Regions from separate parts of the Homo sapiens genome. Here region 1 is linked to region 2. Evidence: chromatin loops called from intact Hi-C (ENCODE). Cell type or tissue: MCF 10A. All regions are shown on one strand.

The links. Hi-C counts contacts between places; a loop is a spot of excess contacts. Peaks named below come from ENCODE experiments on the same cell type or tissue, not always from the same donor. Only the 100,000 strongest peaks of a DNase experiment are listed, where the experiment ranks them.
Region 1: a loop joins it to region 2, with 5 times the contacts of the local background. A loop is called at or near these places in 3 of 110 quality-filtered maps.

The regions. Positions count from the first base shown.
Region 1 is chr3:71,677,113-71,685,112 of GRCh38, forward strand. It overlaps EIF4E3 (eukaryotic translation initiation factor 4E family member 3), which reads right to left. Exons shown (of 7, transcript NM_001134651.2): 7 at 1-7,616. The coding sequence ends at 7,570. Among named protein-coding and RNA genes, the nearest start is that of EIF4E3, 44 kb to the right of the region's middle. In MCF 10A, a CTCF peak has its summit at 4,194; DNase peaks (open chromatin) are centred at 3,679, 4,239 and 7,859.
Region 2 is chr3:71,499,473-71,507,472 of GRCh38, forward strand. All of the region lies in intron 2 of FOXP1 (forkhead box P1), which reads right to left. Among named protein-coding and RNA genes, the nearest start is that of MIR1284, 39 kb to the right of the region's middle. RefSeq lists an enhancer at 4,144-5,343. In MCF 10A, no CTCF peak of the experiment used is centred here; DNase peaks (open chromatin) are centred at 4,259, 4,579 and 4,899.

The DNA.
Region 1 (8,000 bases), 180 kb after region 2:
AATTTATGATTTATGCTTGCTAGTTAAATATGCTTATGATTTAAACTTATTTTCTCTGGCAAGAAATAAGCTAGTCAGCACCACAGCCTAGCCAGATGATGGGAAATAGAAACATATTTTAATGACATATATTTTAACTTGCTGGCCCTTGCAAATGCTACTGTTTTTTCTTTTCTTCATGTAACAAAAGAACCATCGTCTTGTAGGATTCCAGAGATTTTTTTATGCATTCATTAACGAAAAGCAGTTAAAAGTTCTTTAATAGCAGTTACTGCAGCGAAAGGATCACTGAGGAAGAAAAGGCATGCATGGTCTTGGCTTCCAAGAAAACTGTACGTTAGGTGACAAGGCAGAGGAACCTATGCTAATAGAACAACCGAGAACACATTCCAAAAAGTGCATCAATAACGACTAGATGATAAAGTACACACAGAATGCATGGTGGCAGTAATCAGATGCAAATATGAGAGGGAAACATTATGAAATTTTAAAGCCTTCCTAGTGTTATGCCCTGCTCTTCAACGATTTCATTAAATTCGCTGTGTTAAAATTAATTAGGCATCACACATAAGATCCTGAATTGCTTGTTTCTGCAGGGAGAGATAGGAAAGTCTGCAGATGAATGGAAGAAGAGTTTGTTGGTACGTTTTGTTTGTTTTTAAAGGAATATATTAGACAGCCAGAAAGGAGGAGTAAATTCACTTTACTTGCCGAAACAGGGGACAACTGAATCTCACCAGCAAATTGCAGCACAAAAGAGCAACGAGAGTAATTGACTTATTCTAAAACGGAACCATTCTTAATAGAGGGTAAAGAAAAAGAATTAAAATAAGCAAGATACGTTTTCTAAGAGACCCAGATGAGCCCTATTATCAAATGTGTTCAACAGGGAAGTGTAAAAATAACAACAGTTACTCCCCATCAGAATACCAGATAACCTACTAAGCGTCAGACTCCATGCTAGCAGCGTCACACATATTAGAGGTGTTGGACAGAAACTTTTAATATGTGTTGTAATAAACAAGGTTATTCTAATCACCACACACACACTGGAAATCTAATAATGATTAAGTGATGTGGTTGATTAAACTGCATGAAATTTTTAAACTGGAGGATGAAAATGACATTTCTATACTATAAGAACCTCAATACAGAATGAGAATTAGTAGCAACAGATTACAAAAGATCTCAAAATAAAGTTCTACAAACTAACACTTAAACAAACCCTGTGAACTACTACCCTGAAAAATGAAGAAGCACAAATTCATAGCAATATAGTCCCAAATTAGAAAATTGCAAAACAGTCTAAACATTTGCACTAAACACATAAATCACTACCTTTTCAAGTAAGAAAAGTATAGTCTAGTCTTACCTTATTGCTGCAAAAGGCTGGAATAAAAAATACTGACTTATAGAAGCAACTTTCACATGTATCTGAACATCAAACACAACACACAATATAAAATCAAAAATAACTAGAACAGAAAAGTTTTCAGTCTGACCTTAAAAATACTGAGCAAATCACTAGATGAAGCCAGATCAAAAGGAAGGGCATTACACCAGCTTGTAGCCAGATGTGAAAGGGTCCCCAACTGCACAGGGCACAGATGGTATAAAATAGGGGGGTGGGGGCACAAGCAGATCCAAAACATAATCAAACAAACCTGGTTCAACTTACACAGGTAAGACTATTCTAAAGAATTAATAACTTTCAATGTAAGATTTTAAATTTGGGACAAATAATGTTAGCTGTCTCAAGCTAAAGTATGCTCACTAGTTTAAATTTTGAAATTCTTTTATATAATCATTGAAATAAATTCTCCATGAGAATATATTCAAAGTCATGGTGACTTGTTTTAAATGAATACTGAAAAGACAGTGTTAAAACTTAAAAACAAAAACAATGGTTGTAAGCCACATTATCTGATTAAAGTCTGAGAACTTTGGGGAGAATTTAATGTATATCCACAGCATCAATACCTCTATTTGAAAACAGAAACACTGTAAGTTTATTAAAATGTTCAAAGTCCTTTAATATTCACCATTCATCATGTAATGTAAAGTGCTAAAATTAAAATTTTCACCCTAAGCCTTCATTAAAAGTTGCTTATTTGTATGTGAAAAGATGAGAGGTAGCATAAATTTTCTATAGAAAACTCAGAAACACTCAATTTACTTCATGTTCAGTTCTATAATGCAAAGTTGACACTTTAATAGATCCGAAATAAACATCTGTTCCAAAATAAAAGTTCAAGAAAAATTATCTGACTTCGATATTAGAAATTGAAATTTTCATAAAGAAATCTTGCATTTCACTAAATGAGTTGGTAACTTTTTTCAGGCAGCAACCAAAACAAAAACATTTAACACAGATTCCTTCAATCTCATGATTTCTGAAGGACACAAAAGCATAGAATATCCAAAAGCTATTGTATTGGATATTCTAATAAGGTACACTCAAGACACACATATACAATGGAACTCTGAATTTCAGTAGCAATGATGAACAAAAAAATACTGACTTTGCAATGACTTTTGCTTATCACTCACATCGTTTAGGGAATACTTATTTGATTTTTTTGACATTTCTATGTATTAAAGGATCTCTCCAGTTTAGTAACAGCTTTGCTAAGCTACGTTTTGAAAGTGACAATTAATTTTAGTGGAAATTCATTCCCAGGCTACTTTGATAGTCATTTGAACAGTTTTGTGTTATTTTACATGCAATTTTATAGCTCTATAACGTTCATTTAATCTTGTTCAATGATGCTGAACCCCAGATGCCATAAGACATTATAGAAAAGTAGTTACTGCACATATGGAGTAACTACTTTTCTGAACACTAATTTCTTTTCTCTTAACAGACTGAAATGGTATTTAGAAAAGAGAAAAACCACCACTCTGTATTAAAGGCTTTATATTATGGACTTCCAGGGATGGGCTCCCATGACTGCTGTGGTCCCAGCCATAAAGTTCTTATTCACGAGCATCATCTACTCAAGTCTCAGTATTAATGGTTTTCTCCAGCCTTCATAAGATTGTTGGTATCATACATTGGAATCAGGTCACCTGACAGAGCTTAGGGTTGGGAGGCTTTCCTCATTTGTCATATGTGGGAGTTGGATAAAATCAGGGGTTCTCCAAGAGCGATCTGAGCACCATCAGCATTAGAATCACTAGGGCACTTGTTAAAAATGCAGATATCCTCCCAGATTTCTAGTGCTGGGGTCAAGAAATGTGAATAATAAGTAAGTATCTGAGTGATTTTGCTGCATGCTAAGGGGTGAGAAGCACTGGTAGATGATCTCAAAGGTCCCTTCCACTCTAAAATTCTAAGAGTCCCTGAATGTTCTTTTAAAAATGGATTTATGTCAGCAACATGAAAGAATTTCTAGAACACAAGACAGTGACTTTTGGCCTGAGTGGGCCAATCTGAATAAGTATTCTTAGATTTGGATGTATATGTAAAAATAATAGAAAATAAAATCAGAACAGTATAATCTGACATGAAAGGAATCTATTTGGGATTTCTTCTTGGGAGAAGTAGAGGGGCAACCCACTCTAATTGCTATAAATGACCACAGGTTCAAAGGGACTTTTCGTTGCCTCTCAGTCCCTATTTTTTCCCACTTCACCCTCTGACTCCTCCCAGCTGTTGAGATCCAGGCTTTTTACAATCCTGAGTCACCAAACTCTTGAGTAATTTTAACTGATCTCAATATATTCTTTTCAGAAGTGAACAATTCACAGGCAGTCCTCTACTTTCACTTGTAATGAGTAAAATCTCACAGAAACATACAATGTAGGAAAGGTGAAGGGTAGAATTACATTTTTAAAAGGAAGTTCCATATTCAGAGTGCTAAAAAAAATCAACTCCTAATTTTCTCTCTTTGGGCATAATATTTGATGAAATATTTTCCATATCTCCTATATGTGAGTTTATTTTATTCTTTTTCTTCCCAATCACTTATAAGGCCAATGAGAGCCTAGGATTTGAGATATTTTAAGCACATCTGGAGCGATCTAGCTTTGACACATTTTTATTAGGTGCATGAAAACTAAATGTCTTATTGCCAAGTATCATTTTTACATTTTCTCGTCAAATTTTTATAAAAGCTTAAGAGCAAAATGCAGTAGGATCTTAAAAAAATTCTACAAACATAGCTGGATAAATTCTGCTGCTGAGCCAGAACTGTTGGCTGGAAGGCAGCGCCACCATGCGATCGTTCCAAAGGCTGTCAGTTTTGTCTAAAGACACAAGCTGGGATCCTCTAAGAGTTGGGCAACTAATAGCAAAAGCCCACTTCCTGTCATAGGAAGGTTATTTTCAAACTCCAAACCCCAGCACCACTTCTGTCTCTGAGAGGGAGAGGGAGAGAAGGAGGAGCTGTTTACAAACAGGATGTCTGATTACGGAGTTACACCAGTGGCCAGATTGGATCAGATATTTAATGCTTGATTAGGGTGGCTAGTGGGCAGGTTAAGGCTGGCAGATTCTGAGTACTCTCCATTTAAGGACGCCTGCACCGGGATACAACTTGCCGACTTCAATACCCAGCTCTGTGGCTGGCTAGCCCTACGTCTTTAACAAGGGACAAGTTCGGCCAAGGCTCAGTTGGTGGATTGTATATTATGTCTATAGGACCCAATTATACCTAAAGTTTCTAAGCTATAAAGTCTTGTGACTGTGTGCATGGTGTAGACATGGGCTAAACTCAAGAAGAGGGGTGAGAAAGAGTCATCTTAATCTTTAATTTAAAGTTTATTAGAGTTGTGGTTTCCTTTTCATGTTTTTGCTTCATAAAGTGTACCACGAATCTAACAGCAATATTATATTAAATGTACATGTTTGCAGTAAATTACACCCTCATTTAAGAAATGTGGAAAAGTTGGGGGGAAAGAGGAAATCTTAAAACTGAGTTAAGTCAGCAGTTCAGCAAGTGCTTACGAAAGACAGTCAAAATATAGGCAAGTTACTTTAAATGGGTATTATTTGTCCTTACTTTCCCAATGTAGGCAAGTGCCTGTGATATAACAATTTAGGGAATAATGGGAGAATAAAAAGCATATTAGTTTCAATCAGATTTCCTGGCATATATCACAGACCCTAAGGAATTACAAAGACAAAAAAGCAAGCTCTTTGGTTTCTGCATGGTTCTTTGCAGACTACAAGGCTGCCCCTGCAAGCACTTGGATGAAAAGACCGGGATTCTACTGGAAGTTTGCACTTTCCCCACATCAGCCAAGATGGGTAAACTGCCTTAACACAAAAGTCACATGCCCCACAAAATATTTCCTTCTATCTCAAAACAGTATTAGCTTCTTTAATCTAAGAAGGTAATGAGAGGTTTTTAAACTGATTAAATCAGCTTAGTTCATACAAAGTCTATTATGATTAAATATTCAATTAAAACAATTTCCAAACCAAAATCTGACAAAATCCTCTCTGAAAGTAATTTAGATGATAGGTTTTTAACATTAGGCAAATTAAATCCTTCTCACAGTTGGTATTTTCTAAAGGGTCAGAAACAGTTGCAGAAGTTCACTGGGGCAAAAATCTACTTTGTGTGCTAGTCATGTTCCATGATCATAAACAGAAACTAGAAATATTAACGTGAGCCTAACATTCCTATTTATTTTTACTTCAAAGGCTACATACATGCAAAAGTTGAACATGTCATCACAAATGCTTTAAATAAAGTTCAAAAAATAAAAATACTTCAAAATCCATTTACTTATGGAAATATACATGACAATTAGAGTGAAGTCAATTATATCCTTTTTTCAATCAGAAAAATACTTATATTATAAAAAAGTTTTAATTCATGTCCAGAATAATTTTTTAAAATTCTTGAGTCATAATTTTAAAACAAGTTGAATGTTAGTACAATGTTTGGAGAAACAAGTCCTAGGCTTTTGCTAACTGGATCTGATATTCTTATACTTCATTTTGAAATCACTAAGGAAACTCAAGTTTAGGGAAAAAAAAAAAGCATTTTAAGAAACCTATGATGGTAAGTATTATGGCTGAGGTGGTTACTAACCAAGTGAAGGGCACAACTTCCATAAGCAGATAATGTTCAAAGTCCTTTAAAATGTTTGAATGGAGAATTTTATCTACAAACACATAGTGGAGGCTTAAAGTAGCCTCAAGTCTCTCTGCTGGTCAACACTGCAAGAGGAATTAAAAATCCCAGGTACAGTGAAGTTCTGAGTGCACTGCCCTTTTGAAAAATGTGTGAGCAGGCACTAGCTCCCGTGACTCCAAAGCCGACTGGGGGAAGTGTCTTCAGATGGCCCTGCCCTTTATCAGGCAAAAGCAGCCAAAGGCTTGGCAAAGTCAGGAGAGGGAAATCAGCGTATTCTGAGCTAGTCTCCATGGTCCAGAGGATGACCATTTCCTTCTAATAAAACCAATATTTCTTTGGTAGCATAATACAATATATATCAACAATCCCAATAATTCATATGAGCAGAATGCACTCAAAGTTCAACTTTGTAAATGTTCACATGCATCCTGGAAATGAGATTTAACTTCCTGCACCTACATGAAAAAGGGTGGGGACAGCTGCCCAGGCTGGAGGACTACTGATGATGAGAAATGACACACAATGTGAGCAGGGAAAGGGATCATTTAACAAAATGTGTTAGCGTTGACTGGGAAAGAAAGCCCTAAGTGGGTAAACACACCCGAACTTTGCAAGGAGCTTAATTCAAACAATTAAAATATCACCTTCTCTTTAAATCAGAAACATCAGGTTTCCTATTGGAAGAAATCCCTTGCTACCACTCTAAGCCTTTGGTTGAAAAGGCCAAATTAAAATTCGGGTTAGAAATGTTTCCACAGAGGGTCCAAAGACTTAGAGCTTGATTTATATCCTGATACTGAATTGTGATTATAGTTTTCATGTTATGCAATCCAACTATTATTTTCCTTTTATCACTAAAAAAAAATGTTTTAAAAAGGAAAATTAAAGATTTGTGTGCTGTCAGTGCAAAATCACATTAAGTATGGTTTTTCTTTTCCCTGGGACAGAAAAAAACAATGCCCAGCTCACAGTACATAGGAATGTGTCACAACAAATAATCAGAAGACAGATTTCTCCAAGCTAGTGTTCCTCCTTGTACAGTGTGGTATTCAAAAGCAGTATTGTCACGATTATGCATATTCTCATTAACTAGGTACAGCAGAGCTACTTAAAGGGAAACCCATTTCTTGTGCCTCAATGAAAGGGGAGTGTAGAAAACAATAATTAGGCTGAATAAGGAATTTTAAACGGCAAAAAAAAAAAAAAATCAGAGTGAAAAGAACAGAGAATTTAGAAAGCCAAAAAAAAAGTTTTTTGTGTGTGTTTTTTTTAAAAAGCAAGTAATGTGACGGTAGAAACCCACACAATCTCCCCCCACCCCACCTGCCACTTTGAGTCCTAATTGCCCATCTGCAAGGACAGAAACCCACTCTAAATTGACCAGCATCGGCTTCGGCAAGTCTTCTCTTCACTCTCCCTCCTGTTAAGACCGTTTCCAAAACCAATCAGCAAAGGACAAAGAATTCTTTACAGAGTGCAATTAGTGTTTTCCACGTCCACCTTCAAAAGCATGATGCTCTTCATGGGCTAAAGGACAGAAAAAAAACAAAAAAGAAAAAAAGGAAAGAAAACTTTAAGCAAAGGATGGGCCAACCCTCCTCTAGGCATCTCATTCAGCTTCCCCAAATGTTGGCAAGAACTCAAACACCTTATTTATTTATTTATTTTTTTGCCAGTAACTGTTAGCTAAGGCGTGCATTTCCTGAGAAACGTAATAATGAAAATTAAAACAAGGAATAAACAAGCAATGGGCATGCTGCCTGTTTCTTCTTGCTGTGCCTGGGAGGATGAGTCATCTCAGCAAGCCGATGAAGAGAGTATGTTGGGCTGCAAGCAAATGCCGCAGGGGAAAATGTGCCCCACAAAATGCATTGCAGGGGGTGGGGAGAGGGGGTGCCTGACACAACCCAA
Region 2 (8,000 bases):
TACAGACATGCAGATATATACATCTTCATAATTGTTCGTTTTTAAATGCAACTAAATCAGATTGGCCAGAAAACTTGGGAGTCCCCTGGCCAAGGCCACCTCATGGAGTTTGCATGGATGTTTCCTCGGGTCCCACGTGCCACAGCAAGAGTGAGCCTGCTCTGTCTAATCTGTTACACAACCTGATAAGAAGTGCATTTGTGAGAGCTTCAATCCTTCTCTAATTTACAAACTTAGTTTCCTTTGTTGCAAATGGCACCAAAATAGAAAGGGAACAGAAGTGGGTGGAGCGGGCTCCATCACCAACTCCTGTGAATAACTTTTTGACAATGCTGAACCCAGTTCAAAAAAGCACATCAGCTGCAAAAAAAGGTATGTGTTTGTCAGCTCATAAATAAGATGCCAATCCACCTCAATTCATAGGCTAGGAAAAGAAGAACAAATAATACTTCTGTTTTTAAAATAATAATAATAATAACTCAAACGTGCCCTAAATAAGCATCTGTCTTTAGCGCTAAGTTCTAATAAAGTTCTGGTAAAAAACGGTCACCAGATTTAACCAAATGGGTCACTACACCAACCTCCATGGTTTGGGCAAGCCCATTTAACTAACTTTGTTTCAGTGAAGTTCCCTAAAACTAACCAATCACTATTCCTTTTATTAATCTTCCACTAGTAAGGTTTCTTTCAACTCACCAGAGGACTTATTGGTATCTATGCTCAAAAACAAATTTTTAAGTAAACCCACTAGACTAATTAGAACACATGGGGAATTACGTAATTACTTTTCTAGCTCTGAGGCTCAACCTGAAACCTTTTCGGTTTGTTTGTTTATTGCTCTCTTTTTCACTAACAATCTCCTGAATATTCCATGTGAAACTCGCAGGCTAGTGAGATTTTTCCTGTGGCATCTGTCTGCTCCATTCCCCCATCTATGTCCAAACCCTGCTCTAGAGAACAACTGACCTAACTGATCACTTCCCCTCTTTGGGGATGAGATAGACCATCATCCTGCTGGCTTCAGAACACTCCAGAATCTCCCTTCTGTGCTGAAGAAACTCCACTCCTCCTTCCCCTGGGCCTTAGTGCTCACCTCTCTCCACCATCTTCCACTACCATCATCTGGATGAATGGAGAGACTTGCCTTTTACCCTTAAAGATGTCCCCTCTCTCCTTTTCCAGAAGCCACTCATTCTACATCTTTCAACTTCAAGCAACTAAAAAAGAAAGAGTTGGTCTCTCTTCAATTCCTGTTACAGCCAAGTCGTTCCTCTGCCAACAGCCCACCTCACCTGTCACCTACCCTCAAGGAAAGTACCATCACCTTCCTCCACCGTGATTCCAAGATCCATGGAAACCTTTCTATTCATAGTCACATGTAAGGGAACCACCGCTTCCTGCCCAGCCAACTGGCAGTTACTTCTAAATGTCAAGGATGGCTAGGCACAGTGGCTCACATCGTTAATTTCAGCACTTTGGGAGGCTGAGATGGGCAGATTATCTGAGGTCAGGAATTCAAGACCAGCCTGGCCAACATGGTGAAACCCTGTCTCTACCAAAAATATAAAAATTAGCCAGGTGGGGTGGCGGGTGCCTGTAATCCCAGCTATTCGGGAGGCTGAGGTGGGAGAATTGCTTGAATCCGGGAGGCAGAGGTTGTAGTGAGCCCAGATCAAGTCTCTGCAGCCTGGGTGACAGAGTGAGACTCCGTCTCTAAATAAATAAATAAATGGCAAAAATGCTCTTCAACACCTTTCTCAGGTATTTTACTACAGAGTGAGCATCACTAATCAAAAAAATCCAAACTCTGAAATGCTTTTCTTTTTTTTTTTTTTTTTTTTGAGACGGAGTCTCGCTGTGTTGCCAGGCTGGAGTGCAGTGGTGCCATCTCGGCTCACCACCACCTCCGACTCCCTGGTTCAAGCGATTCTCCTGCCTCAGCGTCCCGAGTAGCTGGGATTACAGGCACGCACCACCACACCCACCTAATTTTTGTATTTTTAGTAGAAAGAGGGTTTCACCATGTTGGCCAGGATGGTCTCAATCTCCTGACCTCATGATCCACCCACCTTGGCCTCCAAATTGCTGGGATTATAGGCGTGAGCCACCGTGCCCAGCCCAAAAGGTGAAAACACTTTTGAACAACAACATGACCTTTCGAAGAAAATGTTCATTGCATGGGTACAAAAAAATAGAAAGAATGAATAAGACCTGGTAGTTGATAGTACAGCAAGGTGACTATAGTCAAAATAATTTAATGCCACTAACCACCTTGAATCCATTGCTCCTCCCAGTGCACACAATCCACCTTCACGTTTCTGAACTCGGTGTCTTTTACATCATCTAAGACTCATATTGTGGTACCCAGTGCCCTGAAAACCCTGGTATCCCTCAAGATGGCCTTGTCTTTTCTACTGACTTCCTGTTCAAGCTCTTTGGTTTCTTTCGCAGAGTGAGATCAGCAAGGCAGGGTCTGGGATTTGCAGGTTATATCCTGGATGGTGGCACGACAGCGCCTGGAACACAGAAGGTTGGGAGGCGTGACGCTCATCAGGAAGGCTCTTTTGGGGAGCCAGGAAGAGTCCCCCAGAAGCCCACTTGGCACCCTATCTATAACAAGTTGCTCTTTAAGAATCATGGGAACTCCAGAATCATTTTCACAAATACCTTCCACTCATGATTCAATTAAATGGCAGAAAACACAAACCTTCCGTTCCCACTGGCAAACTGGGTCTAGCTAACTGAGCACAGCTAGCACAAGGCAGGCCCCCTGCTAGCAGGGCAAGTGGCGGCCCGGTCCCCAAGGCCCAGGGGAGCCTCTGCAGCTCCCTGGAAGGACGGTCAAGTGAACAGAGAGCTGGCTGCCATCTGGGTTCTTTATAAGGCTTTTGTGGTAAACATGTTTACTTTCTTTTGATTGGCTAGGCTTATCAAGTATTTTGTTTTGAGTCTTGCTCTATAAACATGTTTACTTTGAGGGGAGAGCTTTTTTGATAGCTAGCACACTTGTTTTTCACACTTTTAAATTCAAAACATATTTTTCACAGCCTGTGGTAAACAACTCAAGGTGGTAAACAAATTATATTATTTTCATCTTCACACTAGAGAGGTGATCCCTATGTATCTATTCAAAGGCTTGAACTGGGTTGCCGGTAACCAAGGCTCTCTACTGGATGAGAACAAGAATTATATTCATAATGATGATGTTACTAAAAGGAAAACATTACAATGGCAAATCCTGCAGTATCAAACCTAAGCCTCAGTTTCCCCAGTGGGAACATTCTAGAAGAAGCCAGCCATAACAACAGCAGGGGTAGTCCTATTAATTGATGACATCCATATTTTCCATGAAAAATTAAGGTTATGTAACCGGCATACATAACAGCTAATACGGGAGGAAAAATCAAATAATGTTTCAAAGAATGAAGAAACCAACTAGGTCACAACACTAAGTGCAATTCTTTTGAGATCTGTTTTCTGTGATGATTTTTGCCTGCTTTACAATTAGAAAAAAAAAAAAAAACAAGTAGTAGCCTCTAATGTAAAACTGAAAAGCCTTCCATTATTGGAAAAGGAGTAAAATAACAAAAGAGTTAAGAGAAGAAAAAAAAGGAACATATCTCTTGAGAGAAAACCAATGGTCCCTGAAGTAGGATTTAAAAGTGCTGTTTACATAGAGGCATCAGAAGAGCCCCTCTGTGGAGGTAAGTGTGAAGTCCCATAGCAGTGGAGCCAAATCTGTTTTCTAGAGAGTTCTCTTGGTCTCCATGTTCCAACTAGAAACAAAAGCCATCTTACCAGAGGCCTTTGTAGTTAGTTACAAATTACTTAAAGGAATAAAAATACAGGCCAAATTACTTGCTAAAATAAATAAAGCCCCCAGCCCCCAAATCATCTTCTAAGCTTATGCTCAAGTTAAGTTAAAAAGCAAACAGAATTTCAACATGATGAAACCCCATCTCTACTAAAAATACAAAAATTAGCTGGATGTGGTGGCACACACCTGTAATCTCAGATACCCGGGAGGTTGAGACAGGAGAATCACTTGAACCCAGGAGGTGGAGGTTGCAGTGAGCCAAGATAGTGCCATTGCACTCCAGCCTGGGCAACAGAACGAGACTCTGTCTCGAAAAAAAAAAAAAAAAAAAACACCACGAATTAAGGTTGTAGCACCACACTATGGTAAACCTCCTCAGTGACTCGATGTTATTATTTCGTCAGGTATGGTACTGTAGGGAGGGGAGAATGGCAGAAGACACAGGAAGCCTGTATGGAGCCTCATCCATCATTCAGGCCAGATCATGTACAGAACATACAGGCATCAGAGTACAAACATACTAAGTAGCCTTGTTTTCCAAGGTTATAACATGCTCTGGGGACATGCTCATTAGGGGGTCAGGAGAAGGAGCCAAGGGCATTTGGAGGCAGCCACTATTCCTGACTTTCAGATTCTCTTCTATCAAGGAAGAAGACCAAAATAAATAATTTCCAGGTAGTTTTAGCAGAAGTGCAGCAAGACCCAGGGGGTGAGTACACATCACAAATTCCCAGGAAGATCAACGCCATCCCAGCTTTGCCAACAACTGTTTGAGATGTTTCGCAAGTCAGTGAGCTTCTCGGAACCTGAGTTTCCCTTCTTATAAAATGAAGGCATTTGAATCCCATCTTTTTGAACAATACTATGTCATAATTTTATGCCTCAAATCGAAAAAAACACTTTGGGGGATAACCGAGAATTCCAGGCTACATCATCCAATCAATACAATACTTGGAGCACTTTCAAAAAACCCACCAAGGAACCAAAGCTACCATAACTTAAAAGGAGCAGAAACGAAATTTCAGATTAATATGACGTTGGCCAGTGACTAGTCATCAAGCATACTTCAGCATTTAGTTGTCTGAGCAGACAGGTGACTCAGCGGGAAATGGGTTACCCAGCCAGCCACGCTCATCTGACCCACTGCCTCAAAGTAATTTTTCCTCAATTTTCAAAACCAAGAAAGTAAATGACTAATGAAATGACTGAAGAATAACTTCCAGACAATTCTTACATTAAAAAATAAAACCAAACTTCAGCACAACAGTAAGTAGATGAGAAGAAAACAACCCGGCTCAGAGCTGTCCAACGTCTGATGGCCACAGTTCCTTCTGACAAAGGAAACGTGCACATTCCAGGGTGTGTGGAATGATGTGGTTTGGAAATGTCTCGAGGCGCCAAGGGAAGAGCTGATGATCAGGACAATGTCATCAAGAAAAGTGTCACGGAGCCCAAGTGGTGACATTTCTGTTGCAAATATGAGAAAGGAAAGGAACACGCTGGTCCTTCACCCTGGTGTTCAATGCGGTCGTAGGACTTTTGGATATTCTCCTGGGTACTTCCAGTTCTAACACCAACTAACATGTGCAAAGCCTGTGCTGCACTGCACATGAGGTACTCTGTCCATAGCATTTTCATCCACCCTCTTATTAAGCCTTATAACGGTGGCAAGAGTAAATGCTATTATCTTACAGATGAACGAACCAAGGCTGGTGAAGGGAAGTCCTTTACCCAAGACCACAGTCAGTGACAGAGCCACATCTTTCTGAAACCCAAGCCTCGTCCCTTAACCACCAGTGAATACTACTGAGTACCATTTTTCCAACAGCTCAAACAGGAAAAGTAGGAACGTTTGGAATGGTTCCCAAAATAAAGACAACCTGGCAACATAGAGTTATAATTCTGTTCAGACCTCTACGTTGCCTCCCACTGTCTAAAACCCTTGGCTTCTTGCGTGAAGTCAGGCAAACCCGGGAAGCAGAAAAGCAAGGACCCAAGTCACCCCTGGTAGTGCAGCTTGGAAATGAGACAGGACATCTCCCCCAAGACAGGAGACAAGGAGGGAGTTTATGACGGCATATGAGGCATGCACTCAGTCCTCCTATTGGACTGTAGAAGAGGGATGCTTTTTTTTTTTTTTTTTTTTTTTGAGATGGAGTCTCACTCCGTCGCCCAGGCTGGAGTGCAGTGGTGCAATCTAGGCTCACTGCAATCTCCGCCTCCCCTCCCAGGTTCAAGCGATTCTCCTGCCTCAGCCTCCAGAGTAGCTGGGATTACAGGCGCTTGCCGCCACGCCCGGCTAAATTTTTGTATTTTTAGTAGAGACAGGGTTTCACCGTGTTAGCCAGGATAGTCTCGATCTCCTGACCTCATGATTTGCCTGCCTCGGCCTCCCAAAATGCTGGGATTACAGGCGTGAGCCACTGCGCCCAGCCCTGAAGAGGGATGCTTTCTATTCTTCTCTCGGTCTCCCTTCAATTCTCCCATTTTCTTCTGAATCACAACTGTGGGCATCGTCCCCCTTCCTCTCCTACTTCTTCCCCTCCACGAATGTCACCTGTCACTAAAGTCTAAAGGATGAGATTATCACTTCCGCCCGGAAGCCTCTCAAATGAAATTAAATCAAACATTTATTGCACTGTGGTACCACATGCACTGGGTGAGGTGGGGGATACCCAGGCACAGTCTGCCTCTCTGGGCAAGAAGTTAAATAACAATGTGCGATTTAAATAACATTTCAAGACAACAATAAGAGCCTTGTCACCGGGAGTACATGATTAATTGCCAGATGAATTCTACAGACAATAATTGCTGCAAAGTTCAAAAGGAGGGAGCAATCACTTCCAACAAATATATCCCAGGTTGCAAATTCTCCACTGAGCCTTAGTTCGCAGTTGGCTTCGGCAGTGTTGGGAGTTGGCTGCCTGGGGTCCGATCCTGGCTGTGATACTCGTGGTCCAACCCTATTTAAGTTTTCTGGGCCTCTGTTTCATCAGCTGCAAAACAGAGGTAATGATACTTCCTACATCATGGAGTGGTTTGAAGATTAAGTGGGATAATGCATGTAAACCTTGAAACAGGGCAAGTGGTAGTTTTACATCTCCTGTCTCCACGGCGGCGTATCTGCTATTCGAATCCGCACACGCTCCCTACACTGGCTCCCCCTCCTCACCTCCCTGTGTTTGCCAAATCCCCAGGTTTTCTTTTCCAACTAGCTGATAACTTTTCCAACTAAGGGGTTCCACGGTATCCTTCCCCCAGTACCAGGCAGCTACTACGTCTGCCCTTGACTTAGGCTCGCTGCTAGCTCTTGCATCCAGATTTCCACCTCCATTTCTAATATCCTAGGACAAGAGCAGGAAGCTGAACAACTGGGGGAAGCTGGTCCTTCCCCTCAGTACCAGCCAGCTACCACGTTTGCCCTTGACTTAGGCTCAGTGCTGGCTCTTGCATCCAGATTTCCACCTCCATTACTAATATCCTAAGACAAGAGCAGGAAGCTGAACATCAGGGCACCTGGGTTCAGCTCCCAACGTTGCCATAGAGTAGCCTTGTAATTCTGCACACTTTACAGTTTCTCTAAACCTCCATTTCTGCTTCTATAAAATGGGGCTAATGAAAGTCCCTACCTCCAAGCATTGCTGAGATTAAATTATCCAATTGGAGAGCACTGTGCTCAATGCCTAGTCAACCAGCAACGGCTCCACACCTGAGAGCTGCTGTTCTCATCTTTGCTTGGACCACACAACTAAGTGAACAACAGTGTCCCCGGCTGCTCTCTCCTCTCTCAAATGTGTGAGCTGCTGCCAGTCCTTCATGGTACCAGATTTGGGTCAGCGAACCACAGAACTTAATTATGCCCCAGTTTTCTTTCATGCCCATTGATCTAATTTTACATTAAAGTTTCACAAATAGAAACAGGTACTCTCATGCACAGCCAGGGCCAGGGTAAACTGACACCGCCTTTCCAGTTGGGTGGTGATATGCTTCAACAAGACTTAGAATCCCTTCCAAAGAGTAAGGAGTGAACAGGAATGCATGCTTTTAACAAAATAGTAATCACTGGGGAGAATTCAACTACAAGGTCACAAAGGAATACATCACAGCATTATCTAGTATATGAAAACAGAAAAATAAATGTCAGTTAAAAACTATTTCTGATTCATATGATAATGAAATATTA